2 separate regions of the Mus musculus genome follow, and region 2 is linked to region 1. The links are chromatin loops, found by intact Hi-C in ENCODE. Cell type or tissue: gastrocnemius. All regions are shown on one strand. Links, peaks and the distances in the headings refer to the core of each region. The heading gives the core; the rest is flanking DNA.

Region 1 (7,657 bases), core at 2,249-6,248:
GAGTGGAACAGATGAAGGCTGATGTATGACTATCATTGACATACTACAGACGAGCATCAGTATGTTGTGACAGCCATACCATACCTGGAAGTAGATCAAGTGTGTATTAGGATTTTTTGTTACCATAATGAAATAAACAAGGCTATTTTTATGACAAACAGTTTCGAAGGTCTGAGGTTCTAGTGTTGTTCAGCTCTGGTGAGGATGGAAATGACAAGAGTGTATTCCAGAGCAAGGAATTACATCTTAATAAAGAAAGCAAGGGAGAAATGTAGGGGTCAGATTGCTCCTCTAATAGACCTTCCTTGGGGATGACTCTTGGGGGGGCACATCTCTAACCACCTAAGTTGTTCCCACTAGGCCTCATCTCTTGGAGGCTCTCCTAGCTCTCAGTTCTGCCATTCCAGGGATCAGGCCCCCAACACAGATGAAATCTCAGCCCAACCACAGCAAGGAAGAAATTGATGCTGGGGAGATGAGTCACCTGGGACCAGGACAACAATTATAGGATGCATTTGCCACCAAAGTTTGAGAAGAACCAGTGCTTCCCTAAGGGGGTCTGAGCATCTGGAAGGGAATTAATCTCACCAATTGCCAAGGATGGTGTTGGTGCCATGTTGGAAATGTGGTTGGTGTATGTGTATGTGTGTGTGTGTGTGTGTGTGTGTGTGTGTGTGTGTGTGTGTGTGTGCGCATGTGTGTGTGTACCTACATTCATGTGTGCATGTGTCTGTAGCATAGCCATTGTGTGTGAGTTGAATACAAGAAGTCAACTCAAGGTAATGCTTTTCCTTGAGACTTTTTTCAAGCAGTTTATTCTTCAGTCCATTAGAGCATCTGACCTACATTGTCCCTGTATAAAAAGTCTTGTAGGCTGCAAGGTCTCAGGGAACAACACTCAGACTCTAGAGGAGAACTGGGTGGAGGGAAGGAAGAGAATTCATCTCTGGGGCTCCTGTGACGCTATAGACAGAGAAGGGGCTGAAGCAGCACACTGCCCAAGGATAGCAAGGGCTCCTAGAAGCAGACGCAGAGGAGGTGCACACACTTTAGCATGCACTCACTGGCTGTCTGAAATGGGCCAAGGTCTGTGATAAAGCGCTCAAAGCCAAGGCAGATCCAGAGTTACTATTGGGGAAGCACAGCCATGGAAGAAGTGGACATCCAGACAGACATACCTGCAGATGTCAGCAGAGTAACTCACCCTACTTGCAAGCAGGGGTACTCTAAGCAAGGAGTCTGTCATTCTCTTTAAGGTCAGCAGCTCAGAGCTCGTGTCCCTGTACAGTGTCTCTCTCACTACAGCACACTGCACAAGCACCCAGACAGCGCTCCAAGGCCACAGGCACTCTGTGTTCCTCACACCCCAGAGATGCTGTTTGGAATCTAAGCTTTCTCTTTCTCCTTTTCCTTTTCAGCTAAAAGATGTTCACAGAATGCCTATCAAGGTAGCAAGCGCCACACAGCTCACTGGAGCTAGGGAACCTAAGATTCCAAGGCAGGCAGGACAGAACAACGCCTACAAAGCTACTGCCTCAAAAGAGCAATTGAGCAGTGTGGGTGCAGAGGTAGGAGAGGAGCAAGCCTGGGATGTGAATGTGGGATGAGGTTGGAGGAAAGATCTGTGGTCTGTGGTGTAACACTTCTGTGGGAATTCACCTGGCACCACTCTGCCCTTCCTGTTCCTCTTCATGAAAAGCTTTTGGGAGATTCTGACACCAGAAATGGCAAATCAGGCCCTTTAATTCCCCTGGGCTTCCTGCTGCCACTCCCAGAGCCATTGCAGTGGCTTCCTACTACTGTCCCAGGGATGGGCCCAGCTTCTCTAGATTTCAACAACTGTCATAACTATGCCTTGGGCTGGGACCTCCACTTGGGCTGACAAGCTGTTTGTTTTCACTGCAGTTGTCCTGGTTACCTGAGTGACTCACAGGAAGCAAGAGAAGGCCTCAAGGATGCACCCCACGCTGATGGCCAGCCTGGGCTCTGAACAATGGCTGTCCCAGCCGCCCAGATCATGCTGCGCTGGAAGGAAGGAGCCTGCTGCCACATGGATATGACTTCTCTGTCCTTCTGAGTTTAGCAATATGGCCTGATAAAGGCCACAGGGAGACACTGAAGGAGGAAGAAAAGCAGAGCAGGGAGAGACACATTTTCATGGTCAGGGCTTCATCCGATGGTTGAGAAAGAGCACATTTGCCTTGGAGAAAGCAAAGCACGCTCTGCCCTTGAGCGATTATTCTCCCCAGATGATGACAGGATGAGACTAGACATCTAAAGGGCAAATTCTGGACAAGTCACAGGCTTGCAACAACACACCCTGTCCACATCGCCTACACCTACTCTGGGGCTATGGCTGGGCTCGCTGTCTGGGGAATTCCTAGTTGAACTTTCCTTGTCTTTTGCAAACTCAGAAAAACGTGTCAGACTATAGTACTCAGGGTGCCGAAGAGGAAGGGAGCAAGGTTCACCCTCCCCATTGCCTCTGTTTTCATCCAATATTACTTGCTGTCTTCTCCAGACACCTTGGCTGTCACTGAATAAAGACCCTAAACTTTTGAAGGAAAAGGAGCCTACAGTCTGCCAATAATGCAAGAGAAGAGGGAAGGATGTCCACTGAAGTGCGGCATCCTGGGCTCTGGTACCAGGGATGCTACCACTCACTCCTTCCCTCACTAAACTTAGGGTACCATTTTGTTGTGTGGCTGTCAGGCATCATGCCTATAGCAACTTTATTTCAGGCACACTGGGTTGGAGGCTCTATGTCCTTTTTTGGTGTGAAATGGACCTGGGACAGAAACCTAGATCCTACTGCCCTTGTGTGCTCTATCCAGGGGGTTCCACACACTCCAGGAAGTCTTGGGGGTTAACCAGGGGCATCGATAAGGTTATGGATACTGACTGGCCTACCCTACTGATAGACCACTTTTATCCCACTATAGAATTCCAAGACCAATATTACTTCAGAAAGGATCATGCACTGGTGACCCTCCACTTCGTCTTCATGCAATCTATTCTTCAAGGCTCAGTTGAAGCCTCTGCCATGAGGAAGGCTTCCCTGCTAATTCGACACTATCTTCTCCCTCCATTAACACCTTCACAGTAGTTAGCACCTATCTTATTACTTACTGTGTCCCTTCCCATCCCCTGTCATGTTCTCACAAACCACCAGAGGCAGAGGCAGAGGCAGAGGCAGAGGCAGAGGCAGAGGCAGAGGCAGAGGCAGAGGCAGAGGCAGAGGCAGAGGCAGAGGCAGAGGCAGAGGCAGAGGCAGAGGCAGAGGCAGAGGCAGAGGCAGAGGCAGAGGCAGAGGCAGAGGCAGAGGCAGAGGCAGAGGAGAGGCAGAGGCAGAGAGGCAGAGGCAGAGGCAGAGGCAGAGGCAGGGGTTTAACACAGCATCTTTGTCTCTCAGAGTTGCTTCTAGTGCAGCTGAGACGATGTTTGTAATGTAGAGAAGTTGTTTTACACACAGATTCAAAGCAAAGGCTCAGGAACTGGAGGACAGAACATGCCACTGACGCGGGAGGGAAGCCAATGTTCTGAAGAACTTAAGATCTGTATGGTGGGGGGTAAGGTTCTCAGGAGGGAAAATACTTTCAGGCAGGGCAAACAAACATGTGGAGGCAGGAGATGCAGGTGTGGGGAACCACTAAGAATGGGCCCCTCCCAGAGGGCCCAATCCGGCCAGTTCTTCTAAGTAAATGTTGTGGCATCTGTGTCTCTTTCCTCTGGGCTTTATGTGTGGCCGTGTGTGGTACTGACTGGATGAGGATCAAGTGTTTTAATGACCAGAGGCAGTCGCTCTAGACCATGGTTTTCCATGCCTGGAAGTCTGGTCAGCTTGTACCCGAGTCAACCCTGAGATGTTTAACATGGACCTTGGTTTCACAGGGGACTCTTGAAAGTATTGCTTGCCAGACAGTTGGCAGATAAACAGGAACTATCACAGCCTGGGTTTCTTCTTTATACTTGATGGACACACTTAGTACTAATAGACACACTCAACTCAGAGGTTGCAAAGCAAGGATTTTGGGTGCTAGTTTCCCAGGGAAGTTTGGCTGCCTCTCTCAGGAGCATCTGGGGATTCCCAACAGGTCCCAAGACACTGGTTCATACTCTTCTGTCTTTCCTCTTTTTTCTCCAATTAAAGACCTTTAGGCTTGGAATAAGAAAGAACTGGAAGCATAGATGGCTATGGGTGCCTACTGTGTGCAGGGTAGCCGACATCCCAGATTTGTCTGTGTCTCAAGTCACACTCTCAGCTTGGCCTTTAAACCACAGTCATCTTTGGTTGCAGGTTTCCCAGAATACAAAATTGGCTGCCTTTGCTTCTGTCCTGGTGTAGGGAGTCCTTCATCCATGGGTGAATGCTGCCATCTGCTGGTTACTCATAGATGGTCCCTGGCTCTCCCTATGCCTGTCAGAGGGGCCTGAAGCCGGGTGGGTTGGAATGAAGTGGCTGGAAACAATCTTGCCTCCCTGCCCCTACCCCTTTCCTTGCTACATTTTTTTTTTTAAATTGTGTTTTGAGAGCTACATTGTCTCACAGTCCTGTGTTTCTCTTGGTGCCTTTCATTCAAGCATGCCTTCCCCACAGCCACCAGGCAACAAGCAGATCTTGTTCACCCATCACTTGTCTCTGTTTGGTTCAAGTTACCAAGCATTTATGGAGCACTCAATAGGAGCTAAGCATGGGCACAGAGAGAATGGTGAGAATCAGGACTTGCCCAGACAGGGTTCAGAAGTCAGAGACATGAATGAATAAGAGCAAGTTCTACCTGAAGTGTCACCTGAAGGATAAACTGGAGGAAGATGCGTGTACAACAGGAAAGAAAATTCCAGGTTAAAAAAATGCATGCAAAATTGGATATGACTTTTTTAATATGAAAAATAATTGCTTTGCTTTTGATCTTCTTTGTTGCTCTCAAAGGACAGACTATAAACATTTCCTTTTAGCTTCTGGGGAAGTTTAAGGCTCAAGTAGGAGCAGAAGGAGCTTGTCAGGTGCTGAGCCTTAGGACTCTCCACATCTAGTGCAAAAGGACAAGAAGGATGCTTGCATCTATGGGAACTGCATCATGGCTGGAGGAAGCTGGAGGCAGAAGATGTGTCTTCCAGAGAGTCCTCCGGGCCAGCACAAGAAGAGGAGTCTAGATTGCTACCCACAATGGGCCCTGCATACCCCAAGAGAAGTGTTAGAACTCCAGAGGGAAATAGATTACCTCACAATGAATGTCAAGCCTTGCTTGATTTTTGGGTCACAAAGATGGCAGAGGAGTGCTGGAGCCAACAGACCCACAACTTGCAAATCAAGAGAGCCCAGATGTGACCCTGGCTCATGGTCTTAGGAAGGACTCAAGAACCTTGGCATATCTCTAGAGCCCGAGAAACACAGGTTTAAATCAAGATATCACAAGAACTCAGTGTTCTTGCAAACCCAGGACTTGCGTCAGATTTGTGCACATCATGAGCAGGACCTCTGTTGTGAGGAAAGTCACAAGAGTAACACAGTCCTGAGCACATCATCTGCCTGGCCTTGGCTTAGTCTCTGGTGACAGGAGGAAGAATGTATACAATCTCTCAGTCTATAGGGACACATTTAATGTGTGATGGGAGAGCTGAGGGATGGACTCCTGAGTCTGTTGAAGGGTCTAGAGAAGTCTTCACAACTTTGGAAGACAGAAAGAAGCAGAGAAGTAGCGGAGGTCACAGTGCTTAGGTGATGCAGAGTGTTTGCAAAGCGCTGGTGTGTCTGGATTATGGCACAGACATGGCCTGGGTTGGATCAGGGCTTAAAGGGAGAAAGGGCACTGCCAAGGCAGGAGATCGATGGGATGGGGTCAGAGTTCTATTCTCTGTCGGAGATTGAACACAGTGAAAGAAAGATGATCAACCACACCTAGACTTCTAGAGTTTCATCTTTGCTAGATGCTCTCTGGAAAACCTCAGGTGCTGTGTTCTCATCACTGAATGGCAGGGAAACATACCATGGGATATGTTCCTATTGCTAGTGTGTGCATGTGCACAAGGGATCTATGGCTACCTCTACATACATGATATTGTGGGCTACGACATGTTTTCTACTGGCCACAGAAAATATCTACTGAGACCTCTACTGGCCAGGCTAGGTGCAGCAGAGAGCAAGCAGCCACCTTTCTATGACCCGCTGTGTACAGAGCTTTGTTCCTGAGGCCACAGGCCTGGTCAGGAGCTAGTGTCCAAGCAAAGGAGTTGTCTGGTCACTGAGGCTTCACATGCCTCATGCCTGTTTTAATAGACTAGCACTTAATCTTACTTAACCTACAAAGAACCAGATTTAGAGGCAGTATAAGTATCAGCAGGCCCATGGACTCTGGAATCAGATTACAAGAGTGTGAATATTTGCTCTGCTGCTTATTAGCTTTGTGGTAGAGAAAATTACTTAGCCTGTACCTTCTGTTTCCTCTTATAGAGGCACAGGCAATAATACCCTGTGTGTGTTAGGATGTGAGCCTAGCAGCTGGTAACCACCTAACTCATGCGGAGAAAAGTAATTGTGCAAGGCTTTGGGGTGCAGGGCTTCGGGGATGCTATTTTGTAGTGTAAGCCTGGGGAGAGGAGGCTTGAAAGCCTTTTGTCTGGTAGGAAACTGGGAAAGTTCTTAAATGTCTAGTTAATCATTTTCTTCAACCCAACTCTGGCATCGGAATAAAATGGACAAGGAATGCCATTTGCAGAGGTGGCTTAACAAGACTGTCTGAGTGGTGGGCGGAAGGCCGATAGTTCAGGACATTCTGTAGCTCAAGGTTCTGGAAACCTGGCCAAATTTTCCTCTAGAGAGCATTTAGATTTGCTTTATGTTCCAGAAGGTCATGTTCAGCTGGGGCTAAACATGAGAGAGCGAGCAAACCTGGGGCTATTTTTAGTACACAAGTTATACACCTTCTAAAGATAAAAACCACCCCTGGATGCCTCCGCACTCTAAGTTCCAAGGTATCTCAAACACCTTGGTGTGCCCCTCAGGTCTTGCCAGGGTGACCCTGTAAATAAGAGCCACCCTTGTGGCTCTCAACTCTAACCATGCAGAAAGCTTCATCCCTGCCTGAAATGTAGAGACGTAAGTAGCAGGGCCACAGGACTTGGTTTGAGAGGTTCAGACTGTAGTAGGAAGGGCTGACGTATGTTACAGAGAAGGACACAGCACCATACCCCAGGGCCATCCTTTTCCTTTCTGGCTTTCACTGAACATGGCTCTCTTCTGCACCTTCTCAAGTAGTGACTTGTTGTGCACACCTCTCCTGCAATAGACAGAGAAGGTACCTCCCATGCAGTTCAGAGAATCCTCTCTCTTCGTTTATGCAGGCTGCTTGACATTCAAAGCTAGACTGTCCTTTCAGTTATTACTGTGTGTGCACAGTGTTTACTGCCTCTCAGTGCCGTTTCCCACAGGTCCCCAATGACTTCATCTCATCCATTCGTTTAGTTCTCTTGTATTTGTGCAACAAGACTCTGTCTTTCATAAACCCAGTTCTATTGCCCTGCCCCCCCCACACCCCCTGCTTGCACCCACATAGTTAACCTTGGCTAAAGGAAAGCACAAGTTCTTCTTAGCTGAGCTAACTTTAACTCATAACTACTAACCTCAAGTGGGCCTTTTATGATGTTTGGCGGTCATCAG
Region 2 (7,657 bases), core at 2,299-6,298, 620 kb before region 1:
CTTGGTGTGCCTGATTATTCTATTATGTCTGACTTTCCTACTTCTTTCTCCTTCTGCTTTGGTGAATTCTGTGAAACTAGATGTTCCTTGATGTAATGATTCTTAAACAATTAAAGATTGAGGCATGGGGCACAGCCCAGCACAGTCCTGATGGCCTAGGTGCATGCTGTGTGTTCTTATCTTGGAAACAAAGTAGTAACTGCACAATGGTAGTTCCAGATTAATGCTTGACTTGCAAAGAAAGTTGGAAGAAATTATTTGAAGAAAATGAAATAGAGCCAACATTGGGACCCTAAGAAAGGAAAAAAAAAACTATTGAAGTTATGAAATAAGTTTTGTACAACATTTAAGAGTGGTTCCTGGATAAGCAAGTATAGAATGCATAAAATTATATACTAGTAAAACTAAGTCAGAACACTGGGACTCTCAGGAGAGTCATTGTGTGCTATGTGCAGAAGCAGAACTAGGGGAACTACTGAGTTAAGGGTTACCTTGATTCTTTCCGGCATTCTTTCTGCTTTGCCCATGTCATTTATCATTAGAGCTTCACAAGAAAATTCAAGCAGCTGACCTCGGAGCTCTGAGTTCTGAGGTATAATAAGTCAAAAGTTAAAGTTTAAATAATAATATGTTTGCAATGATTATTATTTTGGCCACAGGCCTGGGAATAGGGGAAGCTTGAAACTTTGGGGAACAAACAACTGTAATTCTGGATTCTTTGTGGCATGTGGTTATTCTTTTTTTTTTTTTTTTTTTTTTTTTTTGGTTTTTTTGAGACAGGGTTTCTCTGTATAGCCCTGGCTGTCCTGGAACTCACTTTGTAGACCAGGCTGGCCTCAAACTCAGAAATCCACCTGCCTCTGCCTCCCGAGTGCTGGGATTAAAGGCATGCGCCACCACGCCCGGCTGTGGTTATTCTTTTTTGTTTGATTTGGTAATGGTTATACATCTCTCTGTTTTTTAACCTGCTTTTGGAGTATCAATAAAAGATTGGGGCAAGAGAAAGGCTAGAGAGTGAGTGGAGAGAGTGAGGTGCACATGAGGTGTATGTGAGGTAGAGGTAGAGGTAGAGTGAGAGAGAATGTGAGAGTGTGAGGAGAAAAGAGAGAGAGAGAGAGAGAGGGAGAGAGAGAGAGAGAGAGAGAATGTGAAGAGTGAGTGAAGAAAGATTGTGAGGTGTGTATGGAGAGTATGTACCTGTGAGTAAAAGGAGTGTATATGGTGTGTGTGTGTGTGTGTGTGTGTGTGTGTGTGTGAGAGAGAGAGAGAGAGAGAGAGAAAGAGAGAGAGAGAGAGAGTGAAAGGGGAACACATAGAGGATTGTGGGAGTTTGAGAAAACAAAAGTACACAGGAGAAAAGCAGAGTGTGCACAGGCAAGAGAATGCAGAGTGTGTGCAGCCTCAAGCTGCAAGAGAGAAAGAGAGAGAGAAGAGAGCAACTTTAAGCCTTGGAAAATTGACTGTCAGTTTGTACACAAAAAGTAGTCTGTGTCTGTTTATTATGCTCCTTCCAGATATCCCTGCTTCCAGTTGAGAACTCTGATCCTGTGTTGAGGCTGGACCCCGACAGGAACTGAAACAGAAGCCATGGGGAATGCTTCTCACTAGCTTGCTCAGCTATTAATGAAGCAGAATGGACTGTAGACTTGCTACTGGCGATCCGATGGAGGTGGTCTCCCAATTAATGTTCCTCTTCCTTCCCAGATAGCTCTAGCTTGTATCAAAAACCAGGACACTAAAAACATTGGCCTGGGCTAGATGAGAGCTTTTCTCAAAAAGTTAACCAAGTAGGGAAAAAGAGGGGGCAGAACCACACACACACACACACACACACACACACACACACACACACACACATACATACATATGCAGCACATATATAATTTTATCTTATACCTTATAAGAGGGATAATGCTCTTCCCAGAAGCTATATATAAAGCTGAGTGCCAGGCCTGAGATACCTTATGTAGTTGTTGGGGTATATACTATGTGAGTACCCACCAACGAAGCACTTTACCAACAGAGCTGTCTCCCCGTAATATTTCCAAGATTTGTCCGTATTGTTTGTCATACATCAAATTTTTTTATGGTTGACTAATCTTCTATCTTATGGATTGACTCTATTATATTTATCCGTTTATTAGCCGATGGGTTTGTGTTATTTCTATTTTGGTTATTATTGCTATTATTATTATTATTGCTATTGTTATTATTGTTGATTTTGAACATCATAGAATTTTTTGGTTATCATTTTTTCCTCCTTCTCCTCCTCCTCCTCTTCCTCTTCCCCCTCCTCCTTCTTTAAGACAGGGTTTCTTCCCTGAAACTCATTTTTTTTTCCAGACCAGGGTGGCCTTGAACTCACAGAGATCTGCTTGCTTGTCTGCTTCTGCTGGTATTAAAGGAGTGTGCTACCATACAAAGTTCAAAATAAATCTGTTTGTTTATTTTGAGACAGGGTCTTACTGTGTGGCCTTAACTCACGTGTAGACCAGGCTAGTCCCTAACTCACAGACTATGCCTATGCCCCATCCCCCTCAGCATGGGATTAAAGATAAGCATCACCGTGCCCTGCCCTGCAGATTTCTTCCCCACATTGCTCCAGAATCATCTTTAGTTTAGACAGGGTCTCTCAATTATGTAGCTCTGGATGTCCTGGAATTTACTATGTGGACCAGGTTGACCTCAAACTCTCAGAGATCCACCTGCCTCTGCTTCCTGAGTACCAGAATTAAAGGCGATCACTACACCTGGCATTCTTTTTTCATTATTAAATAAACTTTATCATTGTCATCATCATCATTATTATTATTCTCGAGAGCGCGTGTGTGTGTGTGTGTGTGTGTGTGCTTTATGAATGTGAGTAGGGAGGTCAGAGGTCAGAGGACAACTTGTGGAGGTTCTGGGGATAGTACTAAGATCATCACGCTGAGCCATCTCACTGATCCACAGAGCTCTTGGAACTGGCGTGACAGATGATTGTGAACCACCAAACCCCAGTCCTCTTTAAGAGCATCAAGTGCTCTAAATGGATGAGCCATCTCTTGAACCCCCTTGCTTCTTCTGCCTTGTAAATACTGTGCCATCTTTATTAAGTAGAATTAGCTCCTAGTCTGCTGGTCTTTCTTTAATTCCCCAGAGATCCCAAATTCTTGCCAAGACTGGGGTTTTCCATGCACCCAGGATATTCCATCCCTTCTGATGTAAGAGGGCTCTTATTTCAGACCTTTCCCCTTCAGGGGCTGCCTCCCTACCCTAACAGCCAATACCTCTTCTGATCACAGCTCAGTGTGTTTGGTCTCTCCTGTTCTGCGGGACACACGAGTCCCTACCCTCCACACATGGTTGAATTGGTATGGAATGCAGAACAGACATGACTAACAGCTCATGTGGCAGTCCTGTGGTCCCAGAACAACAGTCAGCTTAGTGGGAGAAGATTGACTCCCTGTAGCAGCTATTTCACCACAACAGGTGGCCAAGTGGGAAAATTTACAGCTTTGGAGGACTCGGAGGCCTGGTGTGCTCTTTCAGAGCAAAAGGGAGAATCCTAGCGTGGATTGAATCTGGAGGCCATTGCCTCACTGATGACCTGTGATATTCACACTTTTCTTTTTTTTTTTTTTTTTTTTAGTTTTTTTTTGAGACAGGGTTTCTCTGTATAGCCCTGGCTGTCCTGGAACTCACTCCGTAGACCAGGCTGGCCTCGAACTCAGAAATCCGCCTGCCTCTGTCTCCTGAGTGCTGGGATTAAAGGCATGTGCCATTATGCCTGGCCTAACCTTTTGACATCTGCGAAAACTGGTCACATACATTGCTTTGAGATAATCTTGTGGTTGGGAAAACTTTTGGAAATGTAGGCCTAATTTGATTATCAGCATGGGAGAGGACGAACATACAATTGGTTGTTAGCAGAAGAGAAAGCAATACTAATTTTGACTGGAGGAGTTTCTTTTATAATATTTAAGTAAACACAGAGGCAAAAGTCTCTTTTGAAGAATGCTCAGCATGTCCTAGCCAGTGTGTGAACCAATTATAGTCTACTTGACACTGCTTGGAAAAGTATCCCAAGGCGCATGGGCAATTATCAACACTGTATGGCAGAAGCCTACCACTAGATGGCAGTCTACTAGCAGAAATTGCTTCCCCCCTTTCTCCCTTCCTCCCTCTCTCCCTTTCTCCTTCCCTCCCTTCCTTTCTGAACTGCAAGTTTCTTGGAACTTTAGCAATCAATGAAAAGATTCGACCTGGAGAGATGGCTCAGTGGTTACAACTCTGGCTCTTCCAGAGGCCTCAGGTTCAATACCAGCACCTGTAGGGCAGTTTACGGTGATTTGTAACTCCAGCTCCTAAGGGATTCTGCATCATCTTCTGTCCCCTGCAGGCACCAGGCATGTACCTGGTGCACAGGCATTCATGCAGGCATAACACCCATATGTGCACAATAACACAACACATTTCCTCCAGACCACTGGTTCTCTGGGTTTTGAGCATAAGGGCTGAGGGTATAGCTCAGCTGTAAAATGGCATCCTAGTGTGTATTAAGCCACCGGCAGGACCTCCAGGACACCCCAAGTAAAAATGCAGTAGATGGAAGCTGTGTTAGGTGTGGTGACACACACCTGTAGCCCCAGGTCTTGTGAGCTGTAGGTAGGAAGATCAGGAGGACACAGACATCAAGGTCCAGGTAAGGCTGGACGACATGAGATCCTGTCTCTTCCTGTCTGGGTGTCTGTTCTTCTAAGCACCCCACCCCCTCACCCCGGCCCACCCCCCAGCCCCCCAGACCGGGTTTCTCTGTGTAGCCCTGGCTGTAGTGGAACTCTGTCTGTAGGCCAGGGTGTTCTTCAATTCAGAAATCTGCCTGCCTTTGCCTCCCAGGTGCTGAGATTAAAGACCTGGACCACCATGCCTGGCTGAGATGCTGTCTCAAAAAACAAACAAACAAACAAACAAACAAACAACCCCCCAAACACTCCGGACAGCACAGCCAGTGGAACTGACTTCTTGAGAAGCAGAAGATAATTGATGATCTCGAATGACTCCTAGGGTAAAGAGCCTGCCACCAATCTGATGATCAATTCCCAGGACTCACAGGGTGGAAGGAAAGAACCAAATTCCCCAGGTTGTCTTCTAACCTCCAAGTAGTATGGTGCACTCACACACACACACACACACACACACACACACACACACACACACACACACACACGCTAACAATTGAGTGCTAACTATGCAGGATCAGAGATCAGAGATTGCAGGCCTCTCCCAGCCCTTCAAGGAATTTAGCTGGTCCCCCACCTCTCACCCTCTACCTCCTTGCCTAAGCCTTCAGGACACTGCCAGCCTGTAGCCAGTGGGCATACTCAGATCCCAGCTCTCAGAACTGTGGGCAGTGCCCCCTTTGACCAGGTTCATCTGGGCCTGTGGCAAGCTCCCAGAATATTTGAGAGTCTTCCTCCTGTGTTCCATTCTCAGGCTAGACATCTTGCTATAGCCTGAATTGTGTTTCCTCTGAAAGAAAAGTCTAACTCAAATATTTGCTGTATTTATAGGTGGACCAGGAAGTCAGGGAAAAGCCAAACACAGAACAGTATTCATGTAGGCATCCCATCCGTGCAGAAGAGAAAATGCCTGTGCAGAGATACAACTCCGTATGCATTGGTACGTCTGGGGGCCAGGAGCTATGTACAAAGCATCCCACATTAGCAAACAAGTGGGTGCCGATCTGAGAGTGGGGAGACTCCCGACGCCCTTGGTATCTGTGCGTCGACCCTTTAATGACAGAGAGGTTTGGTGGGGATAGCGTTCCAGGGGATCCAAACAGCTGTGGGGAAGTACCACGTTGTGTTAATCGCCATCACCTGTCGGGGCCTCTGCCGAAGCACCCCTGATTCACTGTTTCTCTGGGAAAGGAACCAGAGGCAGAGTGTATGCTTTTGCTACTGGCTGAAGTGTTTCTTGTGTAGGTAGGTAGAATTTTCTTTTGCACAGCTCAAGGATTATCTTTTTTTTTTTTTTTTTTTCAGAATTTAGTTCTGGTCTTTGCCATCTGCTTACCTGACGTCAGCCTAGTCAAGCAATGTCCAACCGTCACTGGCTGTTTGAGCTCCTCTAGTTCTCAAGGAGGGAGACACCTACCTGAAGCCTCTCTCATCATTTAGGACCCACAATCGTCTCTTTTTGATGTTTATCTTGGGCTTCTAGGTTTTTTTTTTTTTTTTTTTCACTACCAGACAATCTAGGGTGTCTTGGGTTTTCTCTGTGCGGTCTGGGTCGGACCCACACTGCTCACGCTGTATTGGCTGTGCCTAGACCAACGTAGGGGAGAGCCTTTCTCTTTCTTGCAAAAGCTCTCCATTGGTTTACTGCGGTATATCAAAGTACCCTGCTCTCTTGTCTTTTCACTTCTTCAACTCTCGACTCTTGATGTTCCCTTCCACTAGGGGGCAGTGTCTCCTTTCAGCCACTCTCGGCCCAGGGTGCTCTCAGGGCCACCAAACTTACCTCCTCTAAACCTGCGGGAGAAGAGTCTCTGTCTCTGTCTCTGTCTCTGTCTCTGTCTCTGTCTCTGTCTCTGTCTCTGTCTCTGTCTCTGTCTCTGTCTCTGTCTCTGTCTCTGTCTCTCTCTCTCTCTCTCTCTCTCTAAGTCATGGTTTCTCTGTGTAACCTTGGAATCCTGGAACTCACACTATAGACCAGGCTGGCCTCAAACTCAGAGATCTGCCTGTCTCGGCCTCCCCAGTGCTGGGATTAAAAGTGTGTGTCACCATGCCTGGTGGGACCTGAATTCTCATTGTGATCTTCTGTGTGGGAACAGTCTATTGGCAGGTCTGCCTCTGTTACGAGTACTTTCCTGGAATATGAGTCTGGCTGAGTGGTGTTTGTTTTCCTATCTTCAGCATGCAATGCCCTGCCTGTGACGTGGCTGACCTTCTGGAACACTTCTGGAAGAGCAAATGAATCCAGACAGCTGGCGTGGATAGCAAAGGCAGCAGGTAGTTTCATGGAAGGGAAACCCCGCAGTGCAAGTTCTTAAGCAAGTCCTCGGCCTTACTAAGGAGCCTAAGAAGACCAGCCAGAGCCTCCGGGATGGGAAAGTCCCTCTATATAAACGCTTCCTGGACAGGCTTCCCTGTCCAGTCCCTGGAGAGTCACACATTGCACAACTGTCCCCCTTGGTGGGCTTTATTGTGTACCTACCAGATGTAAAAAAAACCAAGAACAAAAGCATGAAAGGATGCGGTGTGGCAAAACATATTGATCAGAAAGGGAAAGGCAGGCGGCACTCAGGGGCAGAGCCTTTGTACATCATCCCCGAGTCACAGAGACAGGGCAAGCCTAAGGATCAACTCACCTGAGTGTTTACAGCAGAGGTGAGAGTCACATGGATTCTGATGGAGGTGGGTGCTTCTTCTCTTAATACTTTAGAAGTAACTCTGATGTCCTGCGGCAGATCGTTAAATAGAAACTACCTCAGCTGGGAAGCGAAATTAATTGTAGGACTCTGTCTGACTTCATTTTCTACACTTACTGAGGGACAAACTTATGAATCACAGCCAAGACACTCAGAGGTATCAGTTACACTTATTGTGTTTATAATAAGGCTTCAAGGCACGAGTGTGGCAGATATTGAGAAAAGTAAGACGATTCCAGCAGT

What was found. Peaks named below come from ENCODE experiments on the same cell type or tissue, not always from the same donor. Only the 100,000 strongest peaks of a DNase experiment are listed, where the experiment ranks them.
Region 2: it touches region 1 in a loop (5-fold over the local background); 12 of 42 quality-filtered maps call a loop at or near these places.

The regions. Positions count from the first base shown.
Region 1 is chr1:154,176,782-154,184,438 of GRCm38, forward strand. No RefSeq gene overlaps it. Among named protein-coding and RNA genes, the nearest start is that of Zfp648, 21 kb to the right of the region's middle. In gastrocnemius, for the core only: CTCF peaks have their summits at 4,394 (motif pointing left) and 6,124 (motif pointing left); DNase peaks (open chromatin) are centred at 4,380 and 6,139; H3K27ac peaks cover 710 bases.
Region 2 is chr1:153,552,999-153,560,655 of GRCm38, forward strand. No RefSeq gene overlaps it. Among named protein-coding and RNA genes, the nearest start is that of Npl, 7.1 kb to the left of the region's middle. In gastrocnemius, for the core only: a CTCF peak has its summit at 4,107 (motif pointing right); a DNase peak (open chromatin) is centred at 4,129.